2 separate regions of the Mus musculus genome follow, and region 1 is linked to region 2. A link is a loop called in an ENCODE intact Hi-C map of the cell type or tissue named here. Cell type or tissue: heart. All regions are shown on one strand. Links, peaks and the distances in the headings refer to the core of each region. The heading gives the core; the rest is flanking DNA.

Region 1 (15,883 bases), core at 2,655-10,654, 500 kb after region 2:
CAGTGATAGCCAGACAGTAACGATGCGCTGAAGTGAGGCTTAACCACTCCAATTTTCACTTCTTAACTTCAGGCTGAAGCAACTAAGGACCTCAGGTGATTCGGGCTAGGAGGCACTGTCCACGCCCTCAAGGCTATGTGATGGGGGAAGCAAGGGTCAGGTGTGCACAGGACCTCCTTGGAAGCTTCTAAGAGATGGTGGCAGCGCAGGGGTAAATCGGGATGGGGATGTAGGATATTTCCTGCTTCTCTAGGTTCTCTACTGGGAAGATACTGCAAAATGCGAGATCAGAAGACAGGGTCCCAGGCACTCACAGTGTCTGCCACCAAGCCTCTAGCTGCTCCTCCTGCTGCTCCAAGAGTTGGTTGCACTCAAAGTCACTGCTGTCACACAGACCCTCCATGATCTCCAGAAGCCGGATCTCACTGAAACACAATCTGTCAGCACCCCAAAGCACCAGCACCCCAAAGCACCAGTCTGCTCACTTTACACATGTCCCTCCTAGAGACTACTTTAGCGAAGAGGAGAGTCTCTACAACCACAGGCAAGGTTAGTCAGTAAGGGGAGGCTAACCGGGGGGTGTGCAGCGGACCCAGGAATGGTAGGCCCCTCCATCCCTACAGCATGAGAAAGGGAGCTTATTCCATTAGTCAGGGAAGCCAGAAGTCTCTAGGAGGGCGAGGGGCTCCAGTCTGAGTTTCCAAAAGGCCCGTGTGCGTGTGTGTAAAAGCCTTCCAGTGTCTGTGCGCACAGAAGTGGCCGTAGGGAGTGTGGAAACCACAGACCAGTTGAGTGGCCAGAGGCAGGGACGACCATTGACAGGTGTCCACCACCATCGAAGGGGTTCCTCCGTGTGCCGGTGGTCTGCACCGACCCCAAGGTCTGACCACCGATTCACAGACCGCGACCGCACATCCTCGCACTTCTTGGGAACACTCACCTGAATTCGTACTTAGACAGCGTCTTCTCTTCCCACGCCGTGTTGCCGCCACCGAAATTCTTCCTGGCCGTGTTGGCCATCCCCTGTAGTGGAGGTGGCACCAGCTCGATGGGCTACCGTGAACCCCGCCGCCAGCCCCTGCCCCAGCGCCGCTGCCCCGGACCCCGCCGCCCGCCCACCTGGTTGAACTTGTCCACCAGCGTCCGGCATCTCTGGCACATCGTCGGCTTCCGGGAGGCTACGGCCCCGGGCGGCGGCAGCAGCAGCAGCAGCCCGAACGCGGCTGCAAGCAGCAGGTGCATGGCGGGAGGGCTGCCCGGCGACCCACCGAGAACTGCGGCGGAGTCTGAGCCTCCGCCCACCGGCCCGCGCGCCGGCCGTTCCCCGGGCTACTTGACTGCGTCGCCGAGGCCCCGCCCACCTTTCACCCCGCGCGCTTCTATTGGCCGGAGGAATCCCCCTTGCCTGATGTGGACCAATTGAGGCTCGCCACGAGAAGCCACCAATGAGAAGGCCCCGGGTCAGCGTCCCGCGAGAATGAGGCAGAACCGTAATCTTCTATCGGGTCCCCATGCCCCGCCCTCCACGAGTGGCCATCTTTTCTCCGGGCGGGAAGCGCCAGCTGCGGTCGCCAGCCTGGGCAATGGTGGCCATGTCAAGTTCGGGCAAAGACTTGGCTTCCGGGCCCGGTTTCCGCAGCCGGCTTCCTGCCTTGGTCAGTCTGCTCAGTTCCGCGGGGTCCTGCGGAGAGGAGAGGTTAGCGCGCGTCGCCGGGATTGGTGTACTCGGGCGGGAGGTGGCGAAGCTGGGGTTCTCCCGAGCGCGCGTGACGGCCTTTGAGTTCCTCAACCCGGGGATGGACCTGTCACTTAGAGGCTGAGCGTGTCCCTGGGGGCGGGACATCTCGCCCGAGGCCTGGACCGTTCATCCATCCTCCTCACCTGGCGCCCGGAGCTGTCATCCGTAAACAGAGCTCTACATCTGGGTCCTGCTCAGTGTGGTTGAGGGGGCCCCAGTGGTCGACATTTCCTCAGGGGCCTCAGGCAGTGAGTTCACAATGACCTTCCGAACTTTAAGTGACCTGAGGGAGGAGGAGGAGGAGATGTGGACTATGTGTATTTTAAAGAACATCTGATTGTATAAATAGTAACAGTTTAGTCTGGTCTTTGGTTTACAAGTAAGTTCATCTACACCAGCTAACACTTCCAGGTTAAAGCCACAATTTGAACGAATGATTCCCACAGTTCCCTTGGAAGCTTTGGAATCACAATGGACAGGGACGACAGGATCTTTGAAGGGTACCCCCTAATCTGAGATGCCCTCCTCCTCCACGCCACATTTGCGAAGAGTATAGCTTTTAATTTTTTAAAGATTTGTTTATTTTATGTATATGAGTACACACGGTAGCTGTACATAGGGTTGTGAGCCTTCATCTGGTTGTTGGGAGTTGAATTTACGACCTCTGCTTGCTCTGTGCATCAGATCTCATTACAGGTGGTTGTGAGCCACCATGTGGTTGCTGGGATTTGAACTCAGGACCTTCAGAAGAGCAGTATAGCTTTTTGGAGCTTGGCTCCTGGAGCTTAGCCATTAGCATCTCTTCTTCCCTGCAGCTGCCCCCATTCCTGTGATAGGTGTTTTGTTTTGTTTTTTTTTTTGGTTTTTTGAGACAGGGTTTCTCTGTATAGCTCTGGCTGTCCTGGAACTCACTCTGTAGACCAGGCTGGCCTCGAACTCAGAAATCCGCCTGTCTCTGCCTCCCAAGTGCTGGGATTAAAGGCGTGCGCCACCACGCCCGGCTGATAAGTTGTTTTTATGTACTGGTGAATAACTCCCTTGTATTGTTTCTGCTCCTGGTTGAGCGGTCCAGCTCACCCTGGTCTCCTGTTGTCTTTGAAAATAGCTAGCCGGGCGGTGGTGATGCACACCTTTGATCCCAGCACTTGGGAGACAGAGGCAGGCGGATTTCTGAGTTCAAGGCCAGCCTGGTCTACAGAGTGAGTTCCAGGACAGCCAGGGCTACACAGAGAAACCTTGTCTCGAAAGAAACAAAAAAACAAAAAAGAAAGAAAATAGCTGCTGTTGGTCCTCAGCAGAACACACACCCCTTTGTGGCTGTGAGGAAGGAGGAGGATCGGGTGAGTTCTGTGGGTAATAGCCCACCCTAAAGCTTGGGTTTCCTTCAAAGGTCTGCAGAGCAGATAGTTGAAGCAGCGAAGTTGGAGTCCCTGAAGCAACGCATCTCGCACTGCTGCCTCCCTCGATGGCTTGGCCTCTTCCCCATCCTTTTCAATACCAAGGATGGCCTTGAACTTCTAGTCCTCTTGCCTCTTACCCCCTAGGTGCTGGGATACACACATATATTTACATACCTGGGGTTTATCCGGTTCTGGGGACCGAACCCAGGGCTTCAGGCTCTTAACAAGTTACCCAGGTTGACCTAGACCTCTTGTTTCTCCTGTCTCAGCCTCCCAAGTACTGGAATCCTAAGTGTGCATCACTGTACCCCAGTATGGTTTTGTGCCAGGTTGGGAACTTTATGTACATGTTGTTCTATAACCTAATTAGTCAATCGTCACACTTTCTCAGTTCAGGACTTTTTATTGGGTCTAACTCAGCTGGGCATAGTCAGACGTGGTGGAGTGTTGGCCAGACTCACTGTAGCCTTGCAACCGAACTTGGAATAAGCAAGTGCACGCTGTGGCTTATTTACACTCACTAAAGTCTTTATAATATGCCTTTGCGCAGGGCTGGGGAATACCTGTGGGGCATTTTCCTGATTGGTGATGTGGTAGGGCCCATCTCACTGTGGGTGATGCTATCCCTGGGCTGGTGGTCATAGGTGCCATAAGAAGGCAGACTGAGCAAGCCATGAGGAGCAAGCCAGTAAGCAGCACTCCTTCTTGACCTCCATCCACGTTAATCTCCTGCCTCCAAGTTCCTGCCTTGAGTTTCTGCCCTTAGTTTCCTTGGATCGTAAGCTGTAAGATGAAATAAACCCTTTCTTCCCCCAAGTTGCTCTTGGGTGTGGTGTTTTATCACAGAAATGTAAACCCTAACTGAGACCATAGGAATTATGAGCATTATTATATTTCACGGGGCTGGGGCTGGAGAGGTGACTCTGGTTAAGAATGCTGACTGGTCTTTTAGAAGACCAAAACTCAGTTCCCTGCACCTACACAGCACCTCACAACTGCCGGTAACTCCAGTTCCAGGGAATCAGATGCCCAGACATACATGCATATATACACATATATACATACACACATGCATGGGATTTATTAGAGTGGCTTACAGACTGATCTAGCTAGTTAATAACGGCTGCCTATGAGTGGGAGGTCAAGGAATCCAGTAGTTGTTCAGTGTACAAGGCTGGATGTTTCCCTCAGGTGGGCTTCAGTATACACTGGGGTCCTGAGGAAACAGGAACCATTGCCAGTGAAGGAATGGATTTGCCAGGAGACCAAGAGCAAGCTTCCTTCTTCCATGTCCTTTACAGAGGTTGCCAGCAGACGCTGTGACCGGATCAAAGATGGATCTTCCTACTTCAGAAGATTTACTTAATAAACAATCCCTCACCGGGGTACTCAGCTGCTTGGGTTTTAGTTAACTTCAGATGTTGTCAAGTTGACAGAATAGCCATCTCAAGGGGTCTTGTGCTTCCTCTCCTCCACATCTTACCTGTGTGACCTCAAGCCACGTCTTAGGAATGTCTGACCGTGTAAGGTAACAGTGTTCCTTGTCTGTGTCTCTGTGAAGGCGCATGAAGTTCAAAGCTCTACATGGCTGGCAAGAAGTCATCGGGCAAGCGGTCATGGCCGCTTCTGGGGCTGCTGGTCACTGTAGCCACCATCCACCTGGTTATATGTCCCTACACCAAGGTAGAAGAGAGCTTCAACCTTCAGGCCACACATGACCTCCTGTACCACCAGCTGGACATAGACAAGGTGAGGCACTGCACCGAGTGAGCGGACGCTTGCTTCACTTGCCCAGCCTGTGCGCTGACCACTCTTCTCCCTGCAGTACGACCACCACGAGTTTCCTGGAGTTGTTCCTAGGACGTTCCTCGGGCCGCTGGTGATCGCAGCGTTCTCCAGCCCCGTGGTTTATGTGCTCTCGCTTTTAGAAGTATCCAAATTTTATTCTCAGCTGATAGGTAAGGGCCTCACAGGGGCAAGAGCTGTGACATCACATGGTCACAGGTGGGGTGGGGATGGGGTAGGGTGGGGGTTGGCTGGACTCACTGTAGCCTTGCAGCCAGACTTGGGACAAGCAAGCAGGCCCTGTACCTTAGACTCCACAAAAGTCCTCATGACATACTTCAGCAGCCAGCCAGCCAGGACTGTGGGACTGAAAGGAAGTCAGAGGCGTGGTTTGTGTGGGTCTCCGTCCACACACAGGCCCCATGGCCACTTCTGGTACAGATGTGAGCTCCTATGTAGTGTCTTGCATATTGTCACTGAGTGCCACTGCAAGTGACACTGGCTTCATCTGTGTTTCCTGTTGAGTCATTCACATCAGTGACTTTTTTGCTCATTTCATTTAGTCAGAGGAGTCCTTGGGCTTGGTGTGATTTCTGGACTCTGGACATTACAAAAGGAAGTGAGACAGCAGTTCGGAGCCACGGTGGCTGTCATGTTCTGCTGGATATCAGCCACACAGTTTCATCTCATGTTCTACTGTACGAGGACACTCCCCAACGTGTTGGCCCTGGCTGTGGGTATGTAGCTTCAGGCTCTGCCTTCTGACTCCTCACAGTGTACACACATCTGCTCCTGGCATTGTCCCCCACCTCCTGGGCTCCTCATAAACTGCTCAGGGTCTCTTCCTCTGGAAGCAGGCCTCTCTGTACTCAGGGCTGGTTCTTCTAGAGAACACTACCCTGAAGCACCTGCGTGCCAGCCCAGCAGACATTCTGTCTGGGCAAGCAAGCTTCTCGGGTTTGTCTGTGTATATTTTGGGTTTTAGTATTTTGGGTCATAGTCCTACAATGTAGTCCAAACTGGCTTTAAATGCTAGATCCCCCTGCCTTAAACTCTGAAGTGCTGAACAGCTTCTAGAGTGTATGTATGTATTTATTTATTTATTTATTTAAGTTTTTGCATGTATGAGTATTCCATATGTATTTAAGCACATAATGTGTGTACAGTACCTTCAGAGGCCAGGAGAGGGCATCAGGTCCTCTGCAACTGGAGTTACAGACAGCTGTGGGCTGCCCTGTGAGTGCTAGGAGTGAAACCTGGGTCTTCTTCAAGGACAGCCAGTTTCTAAATTGCTGAACCATCACTCCAGCCCCCGCAGAGTGACTTGGGGGGGTGTTTTATAAGAAAGCGAGCCCCCTTATCGTGCGTTTCGTGTTTTGCAGTCTTACCAGCCCTCACAGCCTGGCTGCAGCGGAGGTGGGCCCTGTTTGTCTGGCTCTCAGCCTTCGTCATCATTGGCTTCAGGGCTGAGCTGGCCATGCTGCTGGGCATTGCGCTGCTGCTGACCTTGTACCAAAGAAGACTGACGGTGGCCAGAGTGCTCCGACACGCCATCCCAGCAGGGCTTCTCTGTCTAGGCAAGTTGGCATCTCTGGTTTGCCTGTGTGTATTTCTTTCAGTTTGGGGTTTTGGTATTTTGAGACAAAATCCTCCTGTCTTAGTTACTGTGCTGTTGTGAGGACATACCATGACCACGGCAGCTGTAGAAGGAAACTTTTCATTGGGGCTGGCTTACAGTTCCAGAGGCTAGTCCAGGATCATTGTGGCAGGAAGCATGGCAGCAGGAAGGCAGGCATGGTGCTGGAGCTACACCCTGATCTACAGGCAGCAGGCAGAGAGACAGAGACAGACAGACACAAACCAAGACTGGGCCTGGTGCATCCTGATCTGCAGGCAGCAGGCAGAGAGACAGAGACAGACAGACACAAACCAAGACTGGGCCTGGTGCATCCTGATCTGCAGGCAGCGGGCAGAGAGACAGAGACAGACAGACACAAACCAAGACTGGGCCTGGTACATCCTGATCTACTGGCAGCAGGCAGAGAGACAGAGAGACAGAGACAGACAGACACAAACCAAGACTGGGCCTGGTGCATCCTGATCTGCAGGCAGCGGGCAGAGAGAGAGAGACTGGGCCTGGTGTGGGCTCATTTGAAAACTCAAAGCCCAGCTCCACTGACACACCCCCTCTAGTAAGGCCACACCTCCTAATCTTTTCTGAACTGTCCACCAACTAGAACCTAAATATTAAAATGTATTAGCCCTTGGGGGATATTCTTATTCAAACCATCACACCCACTGTATAGCGCAGGCTGGCCTCATATCTGAGCTCCTCCTGCTTTAGCCTCCACGGTGCTAAAATGACAAGTGTGTCAGTTTGAAACTTGGTGTGTGCATATTGTGTGGCATCCAGAAATCAGCCTCAGTGTTATCCCTCAGATTAGCCACCTGGTTTGTTCCTAGGTTTGTTTTTAAGATATATTTATTTCTACTTTATGTGTATGGGTTTTGCTTGCATGTTTTCCTGTGTACTACACGTGTACCTGGTGCCCATGGAGGCCAGAAGAGGGCATCAGATCCCCTGGAACTGGAGTTATGGACAGGTGTTAGCTACCATGTAATTGCTTCAGCCTCATACCTGGGATGGGTGTGGGTGTGGATGTGTTGGGGTGGGGTGGGGGTGGGGTGGTTTCTTGAGACAGGGTCTTTACATAGCCCCGGCTGTCCTGGAACTCACTTTGTAGACCAGGCTGGCCTCGAACTTACAGACATCCACCTTCGTAATCTAATCTCCCTAGCACTTAGAGTAAAGGCACTCACCACAAACCTGACTTTTTCTGTGGGTTCTGGGATAGAACTTAGGCCTCCCCCTTGCAAGGAAAGCTCTTTACTAAACTGTTGCCTCTACCCTTGAGATTTGTTTTTTTTTTTTTTTACACTTAACTGTGTGTGTGTGTGTGTGTGTGTGTGTTCTTACCACAATGCACATATGGAGGTTAGAGCACAACTTGTGGGAGTCATTTCTTTCGTACCACCATGTCGGTCTCAGCGATTGAACTCAGGCCATCAGGCTGGGCAGCAAGTGCCTTTACCCACTGAGCCAGCTCACTGGCCCCCAAGAATCCTTTTTTAAATTTTATTTTATTTTTAATTATGCATATATACATGTATGTGTCTGTGTGTGTGGAAATATGTGTGCATGATTGTAGTCACTCATAGAGTCCAGAAGAATACCCAAGAATTGTGACAGGCAATTGTGAGCCTTCCCTTGTGGCTTCTGGGAACTAAACTTGGGTTCTCTGAAAAAGCAGTATTCACTCTTCACTGCTGAGTCATCTCTCTAGTCCCCTTTATTTATTTATTTATTTATTTATTTATTTATTTTTATTTTTTTGTTTTTTGAGACAGGGTTTCTCTGTGTAGCCCTGGCTGTCCTGGAACTCACTCTGTAGACCAGGCTGGCCTCAAACTCAGAAATCTGCCTGCCTCTGCCTCCCGAGTGCTGGGATTAAAGGCCACCACGCCTGGCCCCTTTATTTTTTTTTAAAGATGTAAACAAGATTATCTGAACTTTGGCAGCAGTAGAACATGCCATTTCTGTCCTAAACGTAGCTTCTACTTGGAAGCCTGCATCCACCACTGTCCTTCAGGCTGCTTGGACAGACAGGAGGAGGGCAGTATGTCAGACACTGGGGAAGATACTCGATGAGAGATGGTGTCACCATTAGCTCCTTTCATGGGAAGCCGCTGGCAGTTTCTGTGGCCGGCAGTCACTTTGTGAGGCAGTTAAGCACAGTGCACATGTGGGTTGAGGCTTGAATTTTATAGTTGGCCATGTTCCTTACAGAGGACACTTCTGTTCTGTTATTAGGGCTGACGGTTGCTGTGGACTCCTATTTCTGGCGATACCTTGTATGGCCGGAAGGAGTGGTGCTTTGGTACAACACTGTCCTGAACAAAAGTTCCAACTGGGGCGTATCCTTTCAGTATTAGGGGAGGGATGCCCATGACCCTGACCTCTATCCAGTCAGCAGCCAGCCAGTCTGGCACAGGTTGGGTGGCTGTCTGAGGTTCAGGGCAGTAGCTTCTCCTATGGCACACACCTAGCACTCTCTGGCGACATCTCCCCGAGTATCACCTAGTCACACCCATAGTCCACAGGGTAGCTGCGTTTCAAAACATTTACACAGAGTGTTTCAGATGGTCTCATGGTAAGAAAGGATAGCATAGCTGCCACTTGATAGCATACCATCCTCATCTGTCAATACTGGGAAGAAAGGAAGAAAAGCTAAAGGGTTTCCCATAGTCCTCTGTGGGGCCCTCAGTTACACTGTAGCAGCAAGGGTATGCTGTGCCCAAGATCGGTCATCCCCATGCCTCCTAAGCAGGTCTCTGCTGTGTCTTTTGGCATAGCTGACTGGGCCTTTATGCAGTTACAATTCTTAGTTCCATTAAGTGGACAGTGACTCGGTCTCTGACAAATTCATGCCTCCTTAACCCTAAGCCGAAGACTTCCCCACTCCTGTGGTATTTCTACTCAGCCCTGCCCCGAGGCCTGGGCTGCAGCCTTCTCTTCATACCCCTGGGTGCAGTGGACAGGAGGACCTATGCACTGGCCCTGCCAAGCTTGGGATTCGTGGCTCTATACTCACTCCTCCCACACAAGGAGCTGCGGTTCATCATCTATACCTTCCCTGTCCTCAACATCATGGCTGCCAGAGGCTGCACCTATATGTGAGGGTTTCGTCCTTGAGATACTTGTCTGCTTTTCATTTTGACTATATTTTCTGGAGTGCTGGTTTTAATTACCAGGGTGATAGGTACTTTTAAAGGTTCGTCAGAAATAGGTTTGCCCTGGGCGGTGGAGGCGCACACCTTTAACCCTAGCTCTCGGAGGCAGAGGCAGGTGGTCAGCCTGGTCTACAGGACTACACAGAGAACCCCTGTGGGGAAAAGGAAGAAAAATAGATTTGCTGTGCAGGGAAGCACATGCCTTTGTTCTCAGCACTTGAGAGGCAGAGACAGGTGGGTGTCTGAGTAAAAAAGAGTGTTTAGTTTAGTGCACACTTAAATTCAAGTACCATCATTGAGTGTCCTTGTCATTTGTTTGGATTTCTGATAAATTGGCTGTTTGTGGTTCTCCATGTCCCTGGAGGCCTCTGCTCACTGCTCGGTGTCTCTTCCTGTGTTTGTGAGTCTTGCTTCTGTCTCTTCCCAGCACCTTGCTAACTGTCCCAGAGGGTCATGGGAGAGAAGGCTAAGACTTCAAGCCTGGGAGGTGTCTGGTCCTAGATGGGTTCCAGGGCTCTAAATGATTGATCAGGTGGAGGGTGTTCTTGGTCCAGGCTGGTGGGTAGCTGGCGAGCCTGAGCCGGTGCTTCTGGTTAATTGTGGGGACACAGGGAGGCTGTGGCTTGGGCTCATGTGGAAGATGGTGTGGGAGTTGTTGGGACAGGAACAAAGGGTGATAGAGATGAAGGGGAGGTGAGAGACAGAGCAGGTGATGTGACTGGTGGTAGGGTCAGCTAGTGGTATAGGTGTTAGGGGGCAGGCAGGCTATGAGGAGGGTTACCTGGGCTGAGTGTAGCTGGCTCATAGTGGTGTGGGCTCCACTGACCTAGAAGGTTCACTCTGTCCCTCTCCTCATTTAGACATGAAAAATGCCCTGAGAGCCAAAGCAGGAGCCATGGGCCATGTTCAGGACTCGGAATTGCTGAGCCTGGTTTAGGGTGCTGAGAGGGGCAGAAGTCAGAGTTCTTGGAGGGCTGGCAAGGCCCAAGTGGGCCGGGATTCCAGAGGGGCACAGAGGCTCACTTACTTGAACACTTGGTCCCCATCTGGTGGCACTATTTCACTATGTCCCTGAGCTGAAGTAAAGTGAGTGAACTTCTGCAGAAAGTTTGAGGCCAATGGTTTTAAATGTTGGTTGGTAGGCAGGGCAGTGGTGGCGCAGGCCTTTAACCCCAGCACTCGGGAGGCAGAGGCAGGTGGATTTCTGAGTTCGAGGCCAGCCTGGTCTACAGAGTGAGTTCCAGGACAGCCAGGGCTACACAGAGAAACCTGTCTCGGGGGGAAAAATTTGATTGGTAGACTGTTTTTTAAAAGGGCAGAGAGCAAACATTCTCCTTTCTGTGGGCCACACAGTCTCTGTCACAGCTACTAACTGCCATTGCTGTTAAAGTCAGCCTCAGAGACAGAGATGCTCCTGGTAGGGACAATGACAGTGAGAATGGAGGCAATGCCATGTCAAGCCCATCAGTGCTGGCTCACAGTATGGCCTTTAGTGACACCGGGGCAGAACGGAGGAGAGCCCAGGGTCGATTTGGGGGTGATCAGAGCTGCAGCTCAGACACCACGGTTCAAGCTGAAGTCTGCTATGCTTTTCTCGACCCAGTCAGGCCTTAAAGGCGAACCCTGGGAGAGGTGGGGATGGCGTTCGTTGTCTACAGCAGGCTGGATGGAGCAGGGTAGCAGAGACACTCACACCTATAATCGCAGTACTTGGGAACACCAACTTGAACCATCCCAAGTTACACAATAAATTCCAGGTCATCCTGAGCCGTACAGTGTGAGCCTTTCTCAAACATGAAAACCAGAGAAAGGGCTGGGCATGGAGCTCAGTTTTAGAGCATTCTTCTAACATGTACAGAGTCAGCCTTCAGCACAGCATAAATTAGGTGCAGTTATACTTGCTTGTAGACCCACCATTCAGGAGGTGCAGGTTCAAGGACATCTTTGGCCATATACCCATTCCAAGACTAGCCTGGACTACATAAGACCCTTCCTAAGCAAATAAATAAGTTTCAAAGAATCTAGATCCGTGCAGGTGGGTAGCAAACTGGCTTAGACAGGATGAGTTAGAGAAAGCGTGTAAACCTGCTCCCAGAAAGTGACCCAGAGACCAAAGATAAAGACATTCTTAGAGCTGGGTGCACACGAGTAATCCCAGTGTTCCCGAAGCCGAGGAGTGGGTATCATGGGTCAGCTGCTGCTGTATAACCGTGAGGCTCTGCATCGGGGTCCCCAGGACCTATGTAAAAAGCTAGGTGTTGCCACATGTTAACCTGTAACTCCAGCACTGTGGTAGTGACGATGGGGAACAGAAACAGGAGGATTGCTATGACTTAGCCTAATTGAGAAAAGGGGTGGGGTGGGGGAAGTGCAGTTGTTTATAAAAATAAAGTCACTATCTCCTGCCCTACACCCTTGGCGGGTTGAACCTTGGTGGGGACTCCAAGCCAAGTCAGTGGGCCCAACCATTTCACTCTCAGTAACCCAAGGCCACCCAGACGACTTTACCTCGGATCACAGAGCAAATTCCAAAGACCTCTCCCAAGCAGCTTGTCTTAAAATAGGCAGGAACTCTGCATCCTTTAGCATTCTTAGCTATGAAGGCCTTTAGAGGCACACCCAAACTGCATCTCTACAGTATACCCTTCACTGACCTGACAACTACAATATCCACTTAAGCTCTTGTATTCTGCTAACAATTAGATTTTCTATGCATAGTAATCAAATATCCTGCAGCATTCCAGTGTCCAATGAGAGGCACTATCTGAAAGGAAGAAGAGAGTGACAGAGCAGGGCACCGGTCCTCTAGGTTCTGCACATGCACACCTGGATCGCTCATCCCCCAACAGAAAATACTCCTCCCTCCCCGCCAACCATAGTCTGTCTTGGGAAAGGGAGGGAGTGAGGCTGAGCCAGTCCCAGGACTTGGTGGAGTGTTGGGCTATTCTCAGCAGGCAACCACGGGGTGTATGAGGCTTGACCTGGGGGCGCCAGCATGCTGAAAGGGACCTCAGTACAGCGCTCCTGGTTGAAGTCGGCCTCCCAGTCCTTCCATCTTGGAAGTCTGTTTGCTTTGTATGATTTATTTACACACAAGAGAAGCAAACAGTAATGCCGGGTCTGTTTAATGCCCTTTCAAAAGCTAGTATAAACTTGAATTGGCATCTAGAGCGGAAAATAGAGGTTTTCTTATTTTAGATTACTCTGTGTGTGTGTGTGTGTGTGTGTGTGTGTGTGTGTGTGTGTGTGTGTGTGTGTGTGTGTGTTAGTGGAGAGGTGCGCGAGGTGCACTGCTGTGGCGTGGATGTGGGGTCCATTCTCTTTCCACCTTTGTGTGGGTTCTGGGGTCATGGTCAGGTTACCAGCTCGAGTGGCAAGTGCCTCTACGCACTGAGTGGTCTCCCTGACTCTTTATGTTTTGAGGTAATCTTGTCATGTAACCCAGGCTGGAGTCAAATCTGCCATCATTCTTTGGCCTTCTCAGTGCTGGGGTTCTAGGCCTGTGCCCCTGTGCACAGCCACAAAGTTCTTCAGCAGGCATTTTAGTCATTTGGTTAGTTGAGGTTTTGTTTGTTTGTTTGGTTGGTTGGTTGGTTGGTTGGTTGGTTGGTTGGTTGGTTTTTTAATCAATTTTTTTTGTTGTTGTTTTTTATTTGTTCATTTTTTTCAAGACAGGGTTTCTTCTGACTGTTCTGGGTGGGACATATGCTGTAGAACAGGCTGGCCTTGAGCTCACAGAGATCCTTCTGTCTCTGCCCCTGCCCCTGCCCCTGCCTCATGAGTACTGGAATTAAAAGCCACCACCACTTGGCTATTAATTGAGATTTTTAAGTCACATTTAGCCTAAGCACAACCTCAACACCCTTCCTATATCCATATGACAATTTAAAGAAATTTATAAGCACATTAAAAAGAACAGATGAGCCAGGCATAGCAGGGGCACACACCTTTAATCTCAGCACTCACGAAGCAGAGGCAGGTGACTCTCAAGCTGAGTTCAGGGCTAGCCTGGTCTACAGAGAAAGTTTCAGGACATCCAGGGCTACACAGAGAAACCGTGTTTCAAAAAATAAAATAAAATAAAACAAAAAAGAGAACAGATAGGGGGCACTGCCATGAGCCTTACGTGTAAGCCAAGTTAGGTAGGGGCAAGAGGTATGCACAGTTAAGTAGTCTTGGTCCCCTGTGGCCTGGCCTACCATTATCTTAGTTCTGGTTCTGCAAGGTGGTGAGAAGACAGTCTCAGTTATCCTGAGATGAGTATTCCTGCTGGGGCAGGTGTGTGTGTGTGTGTGTGTGTGTGTGTGTGTGTGTGTGTGTGTGTGTGTGTGTGTGTGTGTGTGTGAGAGATCTGTGGGGTTAGGAGAACTGCAGACTTGGGATGCTTCTGTGGGTTTGGAGCAGCACAGTGTCAAAGCTGGCAGTAAGATAGCTCAGTTACTCTCTGCCCTCAGCCTTGAAGAAGATGTTGGTATTCTTGCCACCGTATGCTTTTCATTACATATCTTTTTCTTTCAGCCTGAATAAAAAGTCTTGGCCATACAAGGTGAGAGCTATGCTGGTGACAGGGCATATCTTGGTGAATGTGGCATATACAGCCACGTCCCTCTATGTGTCTCATTTCAACTACCCTGGTGGGGTTGCGATGCAGCAGCTACATGAGCTGGTACCACCTCAGACAGGTTAGTCCAAGTGCTCCCTGAGGAAAAGCCCAGGCCTGAGTGAAGTGCCATGCTGGCTTCTAACTGAGATTTGGTTTTTTTAGATGTCCTTCTTCACATTGATGTGGCTGCTGCCCAGACAGGAGTGTCACGGTTTCTACAGGTCAATGATGACTGGAGGTTTGTTTCGGAATTTTTTTTTTAAGATTTATTTATTTTATTTATATGAGTACACTTGTATAAATGCCACCAGAAGAGGGCATCAGATCTCATTACAGATGGTTGTGAGCCACCATGTGGTTGCTGGGAATTGAACTGGGGACCGCTGGAAGAGCAGTAAGTGCTCTTAACCTCTGAGCCATCTCTCCAGCCCTTGTTTCTGAAATATTGTAGCTGCAGGTCTAGTTGCTTCTCACAGAGGCCACCTATATATAAATCACTTCAGTGGAACCTACATGGGGAGAGGTGGTGTGAGACGTAGGCAAAGTTGAATGCAGTGGTGACAGGTGACCTCTTTCTCCCAGGTATGACAAGAGTGAAGATGTGGGAGCAGCGGCCATGCTGAACTACACCCACATCCTCATGGAGGCAGTGCCTGGGCACCCGGCCCTCTACAGGGACACACATCGAGTCCTGGCCAGTATTGAGGGCACTACAGGTATAAGCCTGAATTTGATGAAACTGCCACCCTTTGATGTCAACCTGCAGACAAAGCTGGTACTTCTAGAGCGGCTGCTTAGGCCAGCCTGAGAGGACAGGAGATCTCCAGGAACATCGAGTGTGGTCACCTTCTAATGCAGTGAAGACAATTCAAGAAAACAGCAAAGACCAGGGACTTCCAGCATGTCTACAGCATGCCTGGTGTTAGCCTACATCAGTCTGGGCCAGGCCCTACAATAGCCACACCTAAGGCACAGGGCTGAGAATGTGGAGAACAGACCACCAAGTGTGATAGTGGCCTGCTCAAACTGTCTGCTATGGTTAGGTGGCCCACAGGATCATTTACATTCATACTGGGAACCATTCATAACTAAGAACAGTGAGTCAGGCTAGAACACCCTGGCACCCTAGCTCTGCGGTGACCCTCAGTGTATATTTCTTGCCCCTGAAAACCACACTTGTTGCCCATGGCCTCAGGAGACCACGATATAAACCAGGTCTTTATGGGACAGACAGACACACACACACACCACCACCACCACCACCACCACCACCTCCTCCACCACCAATCATGGCAGCTGTTATAGCCCGAGGCATGTTATCTCCATTTCAGATTAACTCTGAGGACCTACACATGTTCATAAAAGAATGGAAATAAAAATTATGTTTTCTTATATTGTGTCTTGTTGTTGGTCACTTCTGGAGACAGTCTCTGCTCTGGTTTCACAGTAGGAGCCACTGGCTCTGCCACTGTACTGAGCATTTCTGAAGTGTGACAGTGCCAGTCGTAGAGATGACAGATGGTGTGTGCACATCATGCCTCCAGTATGTGGGCACACACCACACAA
Region 2 (15,883 bases), core at 4,548-12,547:
AAGGAATCTTAGCTGGGGGCTCTCTGCAGAAGGGGAGAGAAAGATGTAGTAAACTCAGTGGCCTAGTGGAGCCTTCCAAAAGCCTTTTAAAACCACCTACTTCTCTTCTTCACAGTCCGAGGGCACTGGCAGGGGAAGCCCGCAGCTTCCCTAAAAGCCTGGCCCAGGACCAGGGGAAGCCCAAAAGTTTGGTCTCCAACCTGAAGGCTGGGAAGGGGAGCCCACCATCCTTCTGGGCTTACTGGCAGCTTGGCCATCTCAGTAGCCCAAGTCACATGTACCATTAACAACACCATTCTGGGCAAAGGTCCCCAAGAAAGACCCCCATTCCCCCACCCCGGGTTCTTCCCTTATGTGGTCAGAAGCCAGCAGGTTTGAGAATCTCTGAGCTCCCTTCCTTCAGCAGACCTCAATGTCAATTGTATCCGTGGGGGTGGGGGAATAAGTACCCCAAGTAGAAAGAGGCAAAGGAAGAAAAAAGTTCTCCTGCCTTGTTCAGGCAACACTAAAGGTGGAGGGTGGCCCCTGAGCTGGGAGATGAACTCTAGAAAAGTTAGGTTCCCCCTGAGGAGTTCGGTCCAACCCTGTACTCACCTGGGTCTGGAGTGCCTCAGTCCCTTGCCCAGGCTGCCAGACAACGTGCCGGGGAGCAGGTAGAGGAGGCTGATGCAACCGAGGGTTACCGTGACCATCAGCAACTGGGCCATGGCGGGCTGGGCTGTGGAGCAAGAATGCAGTGAAGCTAGCAAATGGGGTGGAGGAGGTGGGCCACTCTGGCCTGGAGCCAACCCTCTTTGCCCACCAGTTGGGGAGCCCTTCTCTGCCCCCGGGCGCTCGGAATGTGGGAAGATTGGTTGGTACCTGCGTCTGTTGTCTGTCGGGGCACAGGTCTCAGGATCTGGAGACAGCTGGCAAAGCTGGGATCTGCTAGCAGTTCCCAGAGCACGCAACGGAACTTGTGGGTCAGGTCGTGGTCTCCTAGGAAAGAGAGCCTTCTGGGGTCCAGCGGAAAACCAGTTTGGGAAGCACTTCCAGCACTAAGTAGTCTTTGGAGCTAAAGGCGTGGCCCAGACGCTGATGGGGCGGAGCGTCCTCCACCCGGGTGGGCTGCGGTAGCCACGCTCTCCTGGTGGCTACTCCTGCCCAGCAGAAAGCAGTAGAGCCACAGGAGGTCACTTCAAGGGGCCCATCCTTGCTGGGAAATGCTCAACAGCTGACCAGAAACCCCGTGGGGCTACTGCCCTCACTCCTGGTACCTTCTGGTGCGCGACAAAGTCTCAGAGACTAGTGGAGCCAAATGGTCGACCAGGCAGGTGAGTGCTAAGGTAGGGAGTTGTGCTCTGGCCACAAGGGCATTCACCTGTGGTTGCCCAGCATCCCCAGGAGATGATGGCAGATTCCCGTGGTCTGCCTGTTTCCCAGGCAGGCTGCTCCTCATTACCAAATACTGTAATACAAATACAAAGAGAGACCCCGCCACAGCAATATTCTGGGTGACAGAGTCGTTGCTCTTTTCTGCACACAGTATTCTCTGCATGAGTTATGCACGCATGCACAAGCAAGTTGTGTGTGTGTGTGTGTGTGTGTGTGTGTGTGTGTGTGTGTGTGGTGTGTTAACATAAAGGCACTCTTAGGGTTGGGCATACTTGAAAGTATGCAGGTGTTCTGTGAGTTGCTTTATTATTTTTTTTATCAGCTTTTTCCTCCCACTGGGAAGTGAACAACTCAAGCACACACCACTGAGCTACATCCTCTGTTACCTTATTTGCCTTCTTAGTTGAGGTAGGGTCTCCCTAAGATGCTCAGGCCAGCCCTGAACTCCCTCTGTCACCAAGGGAGGAATTCAACCTGAAGTCTTCCTAGCTCTGCCTCTTGAATAGCTGGGATTACAATCCTGCACCACCATCCCAGCAATCAGCCTTTTTTTTTAACGCTAATTTTTATTTTTTCATGCTTTGATATGTCTCCTTTTGACTTATTTTTTGTTAATCTTTAGCATATAGAATTATGGATTTTATTATGACATGTTCATAAACATATTGTTGGGTTTTGCTTGTATTCATACCATAGGTCCTTGGTTAATCTATATTCCAGTGATTTTTTTTTTTCAGATTTTTCCACAATTAAAACCCCTACCATTGGAAGCTCACACACATGCGGTATATACCAAATTGTTCTTCACAATGATTGTGCCAATCCACCATCCACCGTGGATTCTGTGACATTAGTTCTTAACATCTTTGTCAGCCTGACAAAACTATTCAAAACAAAAAAACCTATCAGAAGCACTTTTTATTTTTTTTCTGACTGCAGGAACATCTCTTCAACTCTCTGTGTTTCCTCTTCTATTTCACTATGTCCCTTTGTGGGGCTTCCCCGGGACTTGGTCACTCTGTCCTTCCTGCTGAACATACACGGGTGCTCAGTAAGCATTTGCCGGATGCGTATATACAAGTCTTCAGTGCAAACCATGCTGAAGATGTTACTTTACCCTCTGAGAAAAATATTAGCAGAGTCACCCAATTGCTTGTTCTTATCAGTTGTGGGAAGGGTGGTTTCGTCAGACTTACAGAAGAGCAGTGTGCTAAGCATGGTGGTGCACACCAGCATCAGGAAACAGAGGTAGGATTGTTAGTTAGTTTTAAGACCAGTCTGGGCTACATAGCAAAACCCTGCTCCTCTCCCCCCAACCCCGTACCCCCCCCCCGCCCCCCCGCAAGCCAAGGCTGGGGAATGGACCTTTGTGGTAGGTAGAGTGCTTTTCTATGTGTTCAAGACCCTGGGTTGCGTCTACAACCCCTTCAAAAATGAGCAAAATGTGACCCCTCCAAAGCAGGTGAGCCTGGGGCTGAGGCAGGTGTTAGAGAGGTCAGAAGGAAGGGATGTAGAGACAACAGGACAGATGGGTCAGGGAAACTAGGCAGAGAAGGGGAGGGACAAGAAAGCTGAAGATCAGTGCACAGCCCTTCTATTTGATGGTGCAGGAAGCCATTCGCACAGGAAGAGGCTACAGTGTGGACATGCCCAAGCTAAGTTGCCTTCTCTGGATAGAGGTGTCTGTCTAGGAGGCCTCCAGTGCTGTGTCCTAGGCTAAGGTTGGGAGGAGGGGGAGGTTGGATGGGGTGGAAGGCAGGAACAGCTGTTGGTTTTCCAGGGTTGGTTAGGTTCTGAGAGCTGTTGTAAGCATCATCTGAGAGAATGAAGAGACGGTGCGGCTGAGTACAGAATCCGTGTGCCAGGTCTCAAGGGGGAGAGGTGATCAGAGGTTGCTGGGACGTCTTAGCTTCTTCAGCTGAGCATCCTGTCTCCAGCCCACCTCCATTTTCAGTTTGCCTTCACACTGCTGCTGGAACTGCCATCCAAAATGCGAACACCATCATGTCATTCACCCCCCACCCCCACCCTCCAATAAGTGCCAAAGTGGGCTGGCAAAACGACTCAGCAGATAAAGGCTCTTGCCACCAAGCCTAGTAACTTGAGTGTGATCCCCTAAAGCCCACATACTGGAGAGATCTGACTTGTTTTGTTTGTTTGTTTGTTTGTTTGTTTTTGGTTTTTTGGGTTGTTTTTCTTTTTTTCTTTTTCTTTTTTTTTTTTTTTTTTTTTTGGTTTTTTCACGACAGGGTTTCTCTGTATAGCCCAGGCTATACAAAAACTCACTTTGAAACCAGGAACTCACTTTGTAGACCAGGCTGGCCTCGAACTCAGAAACCCGCCTGCCTCTGCCTCCCGAGTTCTGGGATTAAAGGCGTGCACCATCACGCCCGGCTTTTTTTTTTTTTTTTTTAAAGATTTAGTTATTTTATTATATTTAAGTACACTGTAGCTGCCTTCAGACACACCAGAAGAGGGCATCAGATTCCATTACAGATGGCTGTGAGCCACCATGTGGTTGCTGGGAATTGAACTCAAGACCTCTGGAAGAACAATCAGTGCTCTTAACCGCTGAGCCATCTCTCCAGCCCTGGGCTTTTTTCTAAAGTTTATTTTTATTACACTTATTTATGTGTGTGGTGAGCCATAGTACACATGTGGAGGTCAGAGGACAGCTGACAGGAGTCAGTGCTCGCCTTCTACAGAGTAGGGCCTGGGGATCAAACTCAGGTTTATGAGGCTTGGTGGCAAACACTTTGACCTGCTGAGCCATCTCACGAGCCCTTTGTCGGTTTGTTTGTTTGTTTTGGTTTTTCAAGACAGGATTTCTCTGTGTAGCCCTGGCTATCCTGGAACTCACTCTGTAGACCAGGCTGGCCTCGAACTCAGAAACCCCTCCCAAGTGCTGGGATTAAAGCATGTGCCACCACTGCCTGGCTTTTTTTTTTTTTTTTTTTTTTTTGGTTCAGCTGTCAGTTTATAATAATAAATAATAAAATATATAATAATAAATAATAAAATATATATAATAATAAATAATAAAAAACATTATTTTATGTGTGTGCATGTTCTGCCTGTCTGTCTGTCCTTGCAGTGCGTGTATACCTGCTGCCCTCTGAGGACAGAAGAGAGCATCAATCTTCCCGGAATTTGAGATACAGGAGGGTGTAAGCGCCCTTGTAGGTACTAGGAAGCAAACCTGGGTCATCTGAAAGAGCAGCCAATGTCCTAAACATTGAATCATCTCTCCATGCCTATCCGTTTTTTTTTTGTTTTGTTTTGTTTTTTGTTTTTTCTGTTTTTTGGTTTTTCGAGACAGGGTTTCTCTGTATAGCCCTAGCTGTCCTGGAACTCACTCTGTTGACCAGGCTGGCCTTGAACTCAGAAATCTGCTTGCCTCTGCCTCCCAATCAGTTTTTATTTTTTAGGTTACATTTATGTGCTAGTATGTGGGTATGAGCATCCCAAAGTCAGAGAATAACTTGTAGGACTCAGATATCTCCTTTGCCACGTAGGTCCCAAACTTAAGAGTACGTAGGGCATCGCACTTGGCAGCAAGCACATTGGTCCACTGAGCCATCTCACTTGCCACAGATTTTCTTTCTTTCTTCCTTTTTCTTTTGAGGCAGGGTCTTAATATGTTATATATCCCAACCTGGCTTGAATATGAACTCTCTCTGCCTCAGTCTCCCAAGTGCTGGGATCCCAGGAATGCACCAATACATAAGATTTTTAAAATTAACGTATTTATTTTATTTATGAGTACATTGTCAGTGCTCTTAACCAGTGAGCCATCTCTCCTGTCTGCTACATAAGATTTTACATTTGGGACAGGTGGAGATGAGCCTTGCTGAGAGAGAGGACTGAAGTCCCCTATGCTGTCCTTCCAAGCTCTGGGTGACAGGACAATTGCCGCTTCCTGAGCTTATTCAAGTTTTATTCCCAAGCTCATGGCAGGTAAGGATAGGGATAGTCTCTGACCCCTAAGTTTCGGCCTGACTGTCTAGTCTGCTTCTTTCCCTTCCACCACGGTCCCCACTGTCATCATTTGACACCTGTTGTATACAACTGCCCATGTGGCTTCCCAGGGGAAACTCTAGCACCTTTTTCTGTTAACCTTTAGTTGCAGAAGCTGCCTTTGGGAGTAATGTGCAAGCTGGCAGGGCCCCAGCACTTTTGACTTTTAAATGGGGTTGGGGGTGGGGAGCAGACAAGAGTTTTCTGGGGGGGTCTGTCCTGGGATCAAAGGGTTGTCTGGTGTTGGTGACATTGGGGAAGACTTTTGAGTAGTGGCTCTCAACTTTCCAGTGCTGTGACCCTTCAATACAGCGCCTCATGTTGTGGTGACCCCCAACCATAAAATTATTTCCCCCTGCCCCCTGCTTGCTCCAGCCCAAAGATTTTTTTATTTATTTATCATATGTAAGTACACTGTAACTGTCTTCAGACACCCCAGAAAAGAGCATCAGATCTCATTACAGATGGTTGTCCATGTTGCTGCTGGGATATGAACTCAGGATCTCCGGAAGAGCAGTCAGTGCTCTTACCCATTGAGCCATCTCTCCAGCCCCCATAAAATTATTTTTGTTGCTACTTTATACCTGTAATTTTGCAACCGCTATGAATCATAATCTAAACGATTGTGCTTTCCGATGGTCTTAGGTGATTCCTGTGAAAGGGCCATTAAACTAATCCAAAGGGGACTTGACGCACAGATTGAAAACTGATACTTTAATATTCTTGGGGCAACTTCACCAAGAGATATTGTTTTCACCAAGAGGAATAAATTTGAGGTTTGATCCCAATGGTGAGGATTTTGAAAGTGAAAGACTTGGTGCACTGAGGGAACTGATACAGAGCAGTGGGAAGTGCGTAGGTCGTTGGGCAAGGCAGGTGACTCTGGAAGGAAGGTAGTGTAGATGAGTCACTTTGGGGGCCTACCATAGGATGGGAATGCTTTTGTTTCCTCTAGGAAAAGCCAACTCAAGGCTTAGCTGGCCATCCCCAAAACACAGGAAGATGTTGGAGAGTGAAGACCAAAAGACAACTGCCTACTAACCAGCAGGCGAGGGAGTATGTTTTGGGAGTATCCATCCAACACAAGCGAGGCTCACTGTGTCACTGTGGGCCACCCTACTCTGTAGGGGGTACCCATTTATCTCAAGTTGAGTCAGTTGTGTCATCAAGAAGGGTCGCCCCACCTTCTTAGGTCTGCAGGATACAGATGGTGAAGAGAATACATAGCTGGGTGAGACGTGGGCAACGAAAAACAGAGGCAGCAGTCTGCAAGGAGACAGGCGTTTGGAGGTGTGCATGTGCATAGCAGTGGGATGCGAGAATATTGTCTTGGAGGAGGGCCTACACTGGTTGAGGAGAGGAGACGACAGGCCCTTGAGGAGAAGAAGTCGCTAGCAGGTGACCTGGGGATGCAGTGGTTAGAGTACTCAATTTAGAGGCAAGACACTTGAGGATAGTTGGAAAGGACCCCCTGCCAGGATTGGGGTTCTTTTAGGTAATGACACTGGGCCCCAGTGGTCATGGGAGGAATGGGGTACAGGATCCTTATAGTTTCTAGGAGAGGCAACCCCAGGTTCAGACACCAAGTCAAACTTGCCTGCCACCATTTTTTAAAAAAATTTATTTATTTTATGTATATGAGTACACTGTAGCTGTCTTCAGACACACCGGAACAGGGTATTGGATCCCATTACAGAAGGCTGTGAGCCACCATGTGGTTGCTGGGAATTGAATTCAGGACCTCCAGAAGAGCAGTCAGTGCTCTTAACCTCTGAGCCATCTCTCCAGCCCCCTGCCACCATTTCTTACGAGTATAGAGACGAGTTTTAGTTGATTGACAGAAGCAGCCAACTCAATCAAGTTCAAACACAGGTTTTAAGCAGAAAGGAAGATTTTGCAGCTCACCTGGCATTGGCAAAGGAGAGCTAGGTTTGTGTCTCTGTGCACAGAACTTTCCTAGGACAGTCTTTTCCTCTTCCCCTCTTTTATTTATTTTTATTTTATCTTATTTTTTTCAAGACAGGGCTTCCTGGCTGTTCTGGAACTAGCTCCGTAGACCAGGCTGGCTTCAAACTCCATCTGCTTCTGACTCCCAAGCGCTTTAATTAAAGGCGTGCGCTGCCACCACCACCATGACCACCAAGCTCATCCCCCTCTCTTAAAAAAGACATTTTCACTTTATGTGTATGGGTGTTTTCCCTGCATGTATGTCCACGCACCACCACAAACACGTTCCGGAGGCCAGAAGGGGGCGACAGATCCCCCTGGACCCAGAATTGCAGGCGAGGGTGCTGCAAATCCAGCACAGATTCCCATAACCTCTAAACTATCTCTCCAGAAAGGCCCTTATATCTCCTGTTTTTTGGACACATGGTTTCCTGATGAAGCCAAGGAGACTGGACTGGAATTCATGAACGACCTGCTTCAGCTTCTCAAGGGCCGAGACTCTTTATACACGTACACTGACGACTGGACTCGTCTCTCCTGAGATTGCTTTCATTCATTCTCCAGATCTTGCAGGTGGAGGGAACACGATGCTAATAGGTGGCTTGTCTTTCAGTTCTCACAGAAAACTAAACTCATCAACAAGCAAGCCTAGTCCTCCCCCTTTAATCTCCTGGTCAAGGACCTTGCCTCTCCTACAAGTGTCCATTCCTGTATTACTGCAAGAGGCCTGGCCAACCCCCTGACCTCCAGGGCGATCCAACTTCGCAGGAAGGTGACTCAAGCTGGAACTTTTTTTTTTTTTTTTTTAAATGCAGGTGTTGGATATCCCATCCATCCAATGGTGAAATATCTAGCTGCCCCTTTTTGCACTAGGAACTTAAAAAAAAAAAGCCTGTAAAGTCTTTCCCTTGGCCACCATAAGATTGGCAGGGTGAGTGGCGAAGCCATGACACTCCTCCATCCCCCAGCTCGGTCCTCTAGTTTGGGAGACTGGCTGGACAAGGCCTGAGCTCCACTGGTTTGCTTCAGGCAGACTGAGCTGGACCACGCCCCTGACCCTCGGAGTTAGGCTCTCCCAAGGGTGAGGTCCAGGTCTCCCTTCATTCCGGGGCTTCAGTTCCGACGGGGAAGTATGCCCTAATCCTGACCGGTGGTGCTTCAGGTCGAAATGTCGGCCGCGGGACCAGGGTAGCTGACCCGCCCCGGCCGCCGTAAGCTTCACCCGCCCAAAGGGTTGAGCCGGTCCTTGAGCATGAGGTAGTAGGCGGGGCAGCGCCCTCTGGACCCGCCCCATGCGGAGTGGCCCAATGGAAGCGCACTGTGCCAGGTCCCGCCTACACGGGAGGGGCAGAACTGCGCAGGCTCCTGAAGCGCCCGGGCGGGCCGGCTGGCTGGGAAGATGGCGGCGGAAGCCCTGGTCAGCGGCGCCGCAGAGGAGCGGGCCCGGGGTGTCCCAAGTGTGCAGCTTAGGGCCAGCGCCGGGCCATGAGCGCGCCGCCATCGAACCCTCGAGCCGTGGAGCCCGCCTGCGCCCCTTGCCATGGCGCGGCTCGCGGACTACTTCGTGCTGGTGGCGTTCGGGCCGCACCCGCGCGGTGAGTCTCAGCGCCGAGGGGGACGAGCTGGGGGGGACTGAGGGACTGGGACTGAGGACTCGAAGCTAAGAAGACCCGGCCGGAGGCAGGGTCAGGAGTTGGGGCCGAGCTCTCGGGGCTCTCGAAAAGAGGCCTCCGTAGTTATTGGCCACGGTGGCGTCGGGGCAACCCGCGAGGACCCCGGACGACATGGCCTGTGTAAGAAACATCCCTCCTACACCTGGGCACCTGCGTCGCTGTTCCGAGGTGGGCAGGGGCGTGTCGCTCGGGCGTGGGAGGCTGGAGGACCCTGCTGCAGTTCGGTCTCCCCGATTCCAAGTTGGGTGGGATGGGCTCACCCCGCCTTGGCCGCCTGCCGGTGGCTGGGTCTGGGAATTTCAGAGAGGGGGGCGGAACGTTTTCGTCTTCCAGCTTCTCTGACCCAGTGCTAGGTCTGAAGCCTCAAGCACCGCTTGATGGGGTGCAGTGGAGGGGGAGGGGTTCGTCGGTGGTATGGAGCCGGACTTCAGACGAAAGTGTCACACTTGGAGGAGAGCATTCCTGGTGTTCAAGCCTCTAAGCCAGGCCCCTCAGCGGGGGATCAGTGTGGTGATCTAGGAGGCCCTGATCTGGAGTCAGCACCTGTGTCTGAGAGCCCTTCAGTCCTGGGGGTAGGAGAAAACGGAGCCTGACAGTGACATCAACCACAGCCATGGAGACAACAGTGTTGGGGGGTGTTGGCTGGAGTCCTCAGTGTGCCAGGCCCTGCACAACCCTTTGTGTGTATGATCTCATTTCTCCCAATAGCCCACTGAGATTGCCTTGCTGTTGCCCTATCTTCAGCATAGAATCTGGCATAGAGAAGTTGAGTGTGTGGGTCTGGAATGGAGGCTGGGACTTGTACTCTGGCTGTCAGAGTCCACCTGCAGAGGGGCGGTATCTTAGGGACAACTGTGGCCAGATGAGGTAGCCCCTTAATCCCTAGATGTAATGCTTCCTACCGTGTTCCAGTTATCTATTCCACACAGTTATTCTGCTGCTTCTCAGACCAGCTGTCACTGTCACCATTCAGGACCCAAACTTTCTTCTTTGCCTTTCTTCTTGCTAAGTCTCCACTAGGACTGTTCCTTTGTTTAATGTCCACATGATGGACCCTGTATGCACTGGAAAACACCACCACCACCACCACCACCACCACCACCACCTCTGTCTTCAGATCTGTTCAGTACCCTCGCTTCTTTCTGCTCTCATGTATTCAAGTCTATATCTTTTGGCACTCAGTCCCGAGCATCTGTCTTTCCCTCCAAAGAGGGAGTTCTCAAAGGCAGAGACCACATTGTGTTCATCCCCCTGTCCTCCTTGAGCAGGAGGCTTGCCACCAGTGTTGTACTGGCACACACAGGGAGAACCTGTGCTCCAAGGCATAAGTGAAGGCCAGTGAGGTGCCTCCTCTGGAACGGAGGAGGAGTACTGCTGGAGAGTGAGGAAACCAAGCTGGCTGAGGGCTGGCTGGGGTCTCGGGCTGGGCGCTGGGCCAGGGCTGGAGGAATGGAATGGACTTGGATGGTGGTGAGAAGGTTATGAAGAAGGTCCTGTGAAACAGAATGTAGGTAAAGGCCAGGTTGGGGAGGTCTGCTGGGAGTGGAGTAAAATTGAGGGTGATGTGTGGGTAGCTCCATGGGAAGTTGCTGTGGCACGTGGGGGCTTACTGATACAGCTGTACAAGAGGTGTGGACCTCTGACCTCTGTACAGGACGGGATAGAAGGCTGAGGCCAGAGGTGGCTACTTTTCCTGAATCACCGGTGTGATGGAGTAATTCTCAGATTACCCATCACTGTGGCGACTGCAGGCCAGTGAGCTCTCTAAGCACTGCCTTCTAGGGTCAGAGTTGACTGGTTGTTGGCTGACCACTCGGCTTCAAGGCATTCCTTTGAGGAACCAGCCTGGAATCGGGTTTCTGGGTGTGGGCTGAAGGCAGATCTATAAGGCAAGGGATGTGAGTACCAAGAACAAAAGACCCCAAACTGAGGAGCACACTGAAGATTAGTTGTCCTTCCTTTGTCACTCTTCACCGTTGGCTTGCGCCAGTTACCGTGCACTCTCGCCTCAGTTTCCCCGTCTTTATATGGAATGGGCCACATGGAGCTGCTCTGAGGCTGTCAGGAACACTTATGCGTAAAGATATAGCACAGGACTGGCCCAAGGAGATAATTTACATCTCAGATCTGAGTAGCCGATGTAAGAACGCTAGGTAGGTGTTTCTGAAGAAGGTGAAGGGCCCTCTGTGTGCTGACTGACCTAGGATGCAGGGTCCTTTAGATTAAGGGAATACGCGTGAGAGGATATCTCAGTTTTGTTCTGAATCAGAACTTTTTCTCTGCAGCTGCTAGGAGTCAAACCTTGGTAATGAATGCCTTTTTAGAGAGGTAGCATTCTGGTTGCTAATGGTTACAGTTGGTGACTTGTGGGCAAGGCTACAGACAATAAATGCCTGAGCTGTGTGTAACCCTTTCCCTTAAGACTCTATAAAGTAGAGGGTGTAGATGGCACAGCATAGACCCCGCACCTGGTGAGTAGGGCTGTGTGCTTTGTCCTGTCACTGAACTGGACACCTTTTTTAGAATGAGGAACCAGACAGCATAGTTTGAGACCCCTGCCCAGATCCCAGACATGGTCACTTAATTGCTTGTAGCTTGGGGAGTCCTCAAATGGGAACACCAATTATCAGACCCTTTACATGACTTAAACCTGACAGGTACCCTTCTACTACTTCCTGTGAGGAAAAGCTACATCTCCATCAACCAAGAAAACTATTTGTATTTCATGACCTGGCCTCTTTCAGCCTTGATGGTAATGAGGTGGCCACATTCTTGGGCCCATCTACTGTCCCCACCCATGGGCCTGCCCTCTCTCTGGATCAGGTTGGGGCTGTTTGGGGTGGCTGCAGTTCCCTCCCAGCTCCCCCCACACCCTGAGAGTTTAAGGGTCCAAGATCTTGGATTAAAGTTTCTGTGGTCCGTTTATAGATTGGGGGTAGGTCAAAGAGAACATCTGAAAGAGCTGTAGGCTCCTGCTGCACATGGAGTCAGCTGTAGTTTGCCTGGAGCATTGTGTCTTCGTGTTCAGGTCTGATAGGTAGAAGCAGGAAGGCAGTATTCTTTTGCTTCCTCTCCCTTTTCCTATAGCTAGGCTCTTGAGTGAGAGGCAGCAGCTATCCGGTGCTGTCCAGCATGTATGGTGAGGTATGTGGTAGGGCAGTCAGGGGAACTGCTATTCTGTCTGGGCCTTTCCACAGTGCACACTGTCCACAGCTGGTCCTGCAGGCATCAGAGCCTGGCACTAGTGATGAGGTGCCAGCAGATGACAGAATACATAATCTGTATTCTGCCACCCAGTCTGCGTGAGCCTGGCTGCTGGAGGTGCTTTGAGTTTAGGAATCCCAGTGTATCTTCCTAGGGTGGGCCTACCCAGCCTGTGGGTTCAAGAGTGGTTCAGGAACTTTCCTTTTTTGGGGGGGGGGGGATGAGACAGGGTTTCTCTGTGTAGCCCTGGCTGTCCTGGAACTCACTTTGTAGACCAGGCTGACCGCGAACTCAGAAATCCGCCTGCCTCTGTCTCCCATGTGCTGAGATTAAAGGCGTGCGCCACCACCGCCTGGCTGGTCAGGGACTTTCCATGTCTGCTTTAGTGGACCTCAGTGTCCATCCTCCATAAGCTGCCCAAAGAGCACTGCCTTGTAATATATGGCTGTGCTATCGGGATTCCTTCTAACAGGGTTGGGTAGGGAGGGAGGATGTGCCTGCTCTTGTCTACCCAGAGTTGACAGTACATCGATGGGTTAAGTACAGTCATTGCAGGTTACTCCTGTTGCCAAAAGTCTTCAGTGGGTGACAGACACAGAGGAACATGGCAAAATCCTTCATACAAATGCAAGCTAGCAGTTTGGGGTCTCAGAGGAGCCAGAGAGAGTTAACAAGGCTTCCTCATGGAAGGGCCTACTGTGCCGTAGGGCTCCGGAAGTTGTTCTGCACTTCTGACTGAAGAACCTGTTTGTTTGTGAGGTGTGAGTTGGGCAGGGTGTGGGGAAGATGGTCATATAGCTGACTACATGCATTCAACAAGCCCTAATTAGGCTGTAGTCTGTACCATGCACAGGAACGTGTTTCTGTTCAGGCTACTACAGGTGCCTGGAGAGGGGCTTATATGTGTTGTGGGAAGGGCCTCAGGGTCCTGCTATAGGACCCAGATTTAGGTAGAGAGTAGATAGCAAGCTTCTTAGAGGAGGCACTGGACTGAAACCTGAAATTCAAATCCTGGGCTGTCACAGGACAGGAAGGGCCTCAGGAGAGATGCCCACTGGGCTTCTGCCTTTATGAGGCAGTTGGGAGTCTCAGGAAAGGAGCTCTTTAGAGTGTAGAATCCTCAGAAGGCTTTCAAGCTAGTAGGAAATGGGAATTAACATTGCACAGGATGAGGGGTACTGGCAGTGGAAGGTGACCATCCTTTCTGTGCCAACTCCCCTGGGTAGAGAGGCTGCTAAAAACAACCCTCAGAAGGCTACTAGCCCTCCTGGCCTTGTGGGAAGGCTGCAGAGCAGAGGCTGCAGTCCCTGTCTGTGTACCCACCCCCCTTTCCTTCCTCCGCATGCTGCCTCGTGGCAAGAACTGGGTGAGCCCTGGGTGCCAGCCAGGGCTGGGCCCAGATGGTGGTTTAGGGCCGAGCACAAGGAGGCTCTTGCCGGAGTGGGTGGTGGGAGGAGCCACAACTGAGGGGGGGGTTAGTGTGTGTGTGTGTGTGTGTGTGTGTGTGTGTGTGTGTGTGTGTGTGTCTGTGTATCTCTGTGTGTTTTCATAGTACATGCACTGTCCAGGCCTGTTGAGGGTGGGACCTGAGGAACCCCATAGGGGTTTTATCTTGGTGGGACAGGTGTGTGGGTGTGTGTAGGTAGGCATGACACCAGCAGACACCTGTCCCTTCCTTGTCTGTTGCCTGTCGCCTGCAGGGTGTTGGTGGTAGGAGGAGGGGAGCAGGAAGCTGAGGTTTTTGTGAGTCATAATAGGCCCCTGCACCCCACCACCTCCTGCTTAGCAGCAACCTTCCTAGTGTTGACAGTCGTGGTGCTTGCTTCATGGTTCTGGAGGGATGCATGGTCTCCCATGGTTGCAGCTGAGTTCCTTTGCTTTTAGGGGACCTGGGAATTGTGTATTGTTGTGTTGAGCTTAGTGGTTCAGTATGACTGTGTTCAAGTAGACCAGGCTGGGTGGATGTGAGGCCGTAGCTCAGCAAGCAGGCCCATTGCACACGGAAGTTTTCTGGAACTTAGGCTGAGCAGGGGGATCCATGACAAGACCTTTTATGTAGGGTACCATCCCTTCACCGTCTGCTTCTGCTTCTTCCACTGGTGGGAGCATCTGTATTGAGGCTGGTCCATGGGAAGGATGGGAGAGTGCTGTGCCCTGAGGATCTTGAAGCTGTATGTGTGAGATGCAGAAGTGAGGAGGCCTGTTTTCCTTTGCATACCACAGTGGTTCTCAGCCTGTGGGCTGGGATCTCTTTGGGGTCAGATATCCTGTATATTAGATAATCACATTGCAGTTCATAACAGTAGCAAAATTACAGCTATGAAGTAGCAACAAAACAATTGTATGGTTGGAGGTCACCACAGCATGGGGAACATGAGGAATATTAAGATCGCAACATTAGGAAGGTTGAGAAGCCTACCAGACTCCATCTCATGTGTGTATGTGAGGCCAAGGAAGCCATCACACATCCTCGCCGCTGCCCTCACTTTGCCTCCTGATTTAATGGTGTAGATGAGCCCAGGCCAGGACCTTCACTCCACCTACATAGACTGTACTTAGAAGTACTTCCCTTGCTGGTACATACTGAGGGAGTCTGGGAGCTTCAGGGCTCAGAGGGGCAGCATATACTTGCTAAACTCTTTGTTTTTGGAGATTTGTGTTCTGGGAGGAACTGTCTCTGAGGTACTGTGGATAGGTAGCAATTTGGATCCATGGTTGGTGTTTCCACCCCCATCATAAGAGGCGCTAAGGCTTGAGTTCCACACATGGGCCCAGGGCAGACAGGTGACAGGGATCACCAACATAGCCAAATGTGCCCTGTATGTTTAGACACACCCACAATTTGCATGGCGCTCACTGTAGCAGGGGTTGAGGCTAACGCTGCAGGTTGGCAGTCAAGGAAGATATTGAGTTCTCTAAAACTCTTCCTCCTCCCTGAAAGGTCCCTGTACAGTGAAAGGTCAGCTTGGGCTGGTAGGTGAGAGGAAGGATCTGGAGGCGTCTCTATCTTCCTTATGGTGGCCTTGGGGTCTGTACCTATCCAATGGCTTATCTACCCAGAAGTCTATTTAGAGAAATAGTAGATCTGGGAGCTTAGGTTGGTCTGGTGCCAGATGAGAAGAGGTTGTTTCCATCCTGCACCAATCCTGGCAGTGTGAGGGTTGGGGTGTGTGGGGAATGGTGCTCTGACCACCTGCTCTTGTTCTCAGGGAGTGGGGAAGGCCAGGGCCAGATCCTGCAGCGCTTCCCGGAGAAGGACTGGGAGGACAACCCTTTCCCCCAGGGCATTGAGCTGGTGAGTGTGGAGGTGTAGCATTAAGGGGGAAGTCAGGTCCACCGTTGATGGTAACTGGCCTGACAGGCAGGGTGTCTTGCTCATGTCACTGTGTCCCTCATGGGCTTCACCCTGGATGGTAAGGCCAGAGCTATATTACTCCCCCCCCCCCCCCCAGAGAGCTGAGGCTAGGAGGCTAAGGTGTTGCCTAGGTAACTAACAGGTGCTTCATATACCCTGCAACTCTAGCCCTGGCAGTACAGATGCTTGAGGATACTGGCAGGGGTAAAGGGGGAATTTTTGTTATAGGTGTGGGTGCAGGCACTAACTGCTGATCCCTCTGCAGTTTTGCCAGCCCAGTGGGTGGCAGCTATGTCCCGAGAGGAATCCACCA

Evidence for each region. Hi-C counts contacts between places; a loop is a spot of excess contacts. Peaks named below come from ENCODE experiments on the same cell type or tissue, not always from the same donor. Only the 100,000 strongest peaks of a DNase experiment are listed, where the experiment ranks them.
Region 1: it touches region 2 in a loop (2.5-fold over the local background); 1 of 42 quality-filtered maps calls a loop at or near these places.

The regions. Positions count from the first base shown.
Region 1 is chr15:88,805,071-88,820,953 of GRCm38, reverse strand. It overlaps Alg12 (asparagine-linked glycosylation 12 (alpha-1,6-mannosyltransferase)), which reads left to right and starts at 1,636. Exons shown (of 10, transcript NM_001142357.1): 1 at 1,636-1,696; 2 at 4,700-4,887; 3 at 4,964-5,096; 4 at 5,487-5,660; 5 at 6,306-6,500; 6 at 8,795-8,898; 7 at 9,434-9,657; 8 at 14,233-14,396; 9 at 14,480-14,555; 10 at 14,900-15,711. The coding sequence starts at 4,723. The coding sequence ends at 15,125. It overlaps Creld2 (cysteine-rich with EGF-like domains 2), which reads right to left and starts at 1,308. Exons shown (of 10, transcript NM_029720.2): 1 at 1,120-1,308; 2 at 941-1,023; 3 at 315-425. The coding sequence starts at 1,242. In heart, for the core only: a CTCF peak has its summit at 6,113 (motif pointing right); no DNase peak of the experiment used is centred there.
Region 2 is chr15:89,308,112-89,323,994 of GRCm38, reverse strand. It overlaps Sbf1 (SET binding factor 1), which reads left to right and starts at 8,684. Exons shown (of 41, transcript NM_001170561.1): 1 at 8,684-8,933; 2 at 15,425-15,510; 3 at 15,836-15,883. The coding sequence starts at 8,879. It overlaps Adm2 (adrenomedullin 2), which reads right to left and starts at 1,275. Exons shown (of 3, transcript NM_182928.5): 1 at 862-1,275; 2 at 595-718; 3 at 1-23. The coding sequence starts at 707. In heart, for the core only: a CTCF peak has its summit at 7,641 (motif pointing right); DNase peaks (open chromatin) are centred at 8,634 and 10,484; H3K4me3 peaks cover 2,715 bases; H3K27ac peaks cover 1,621 bases.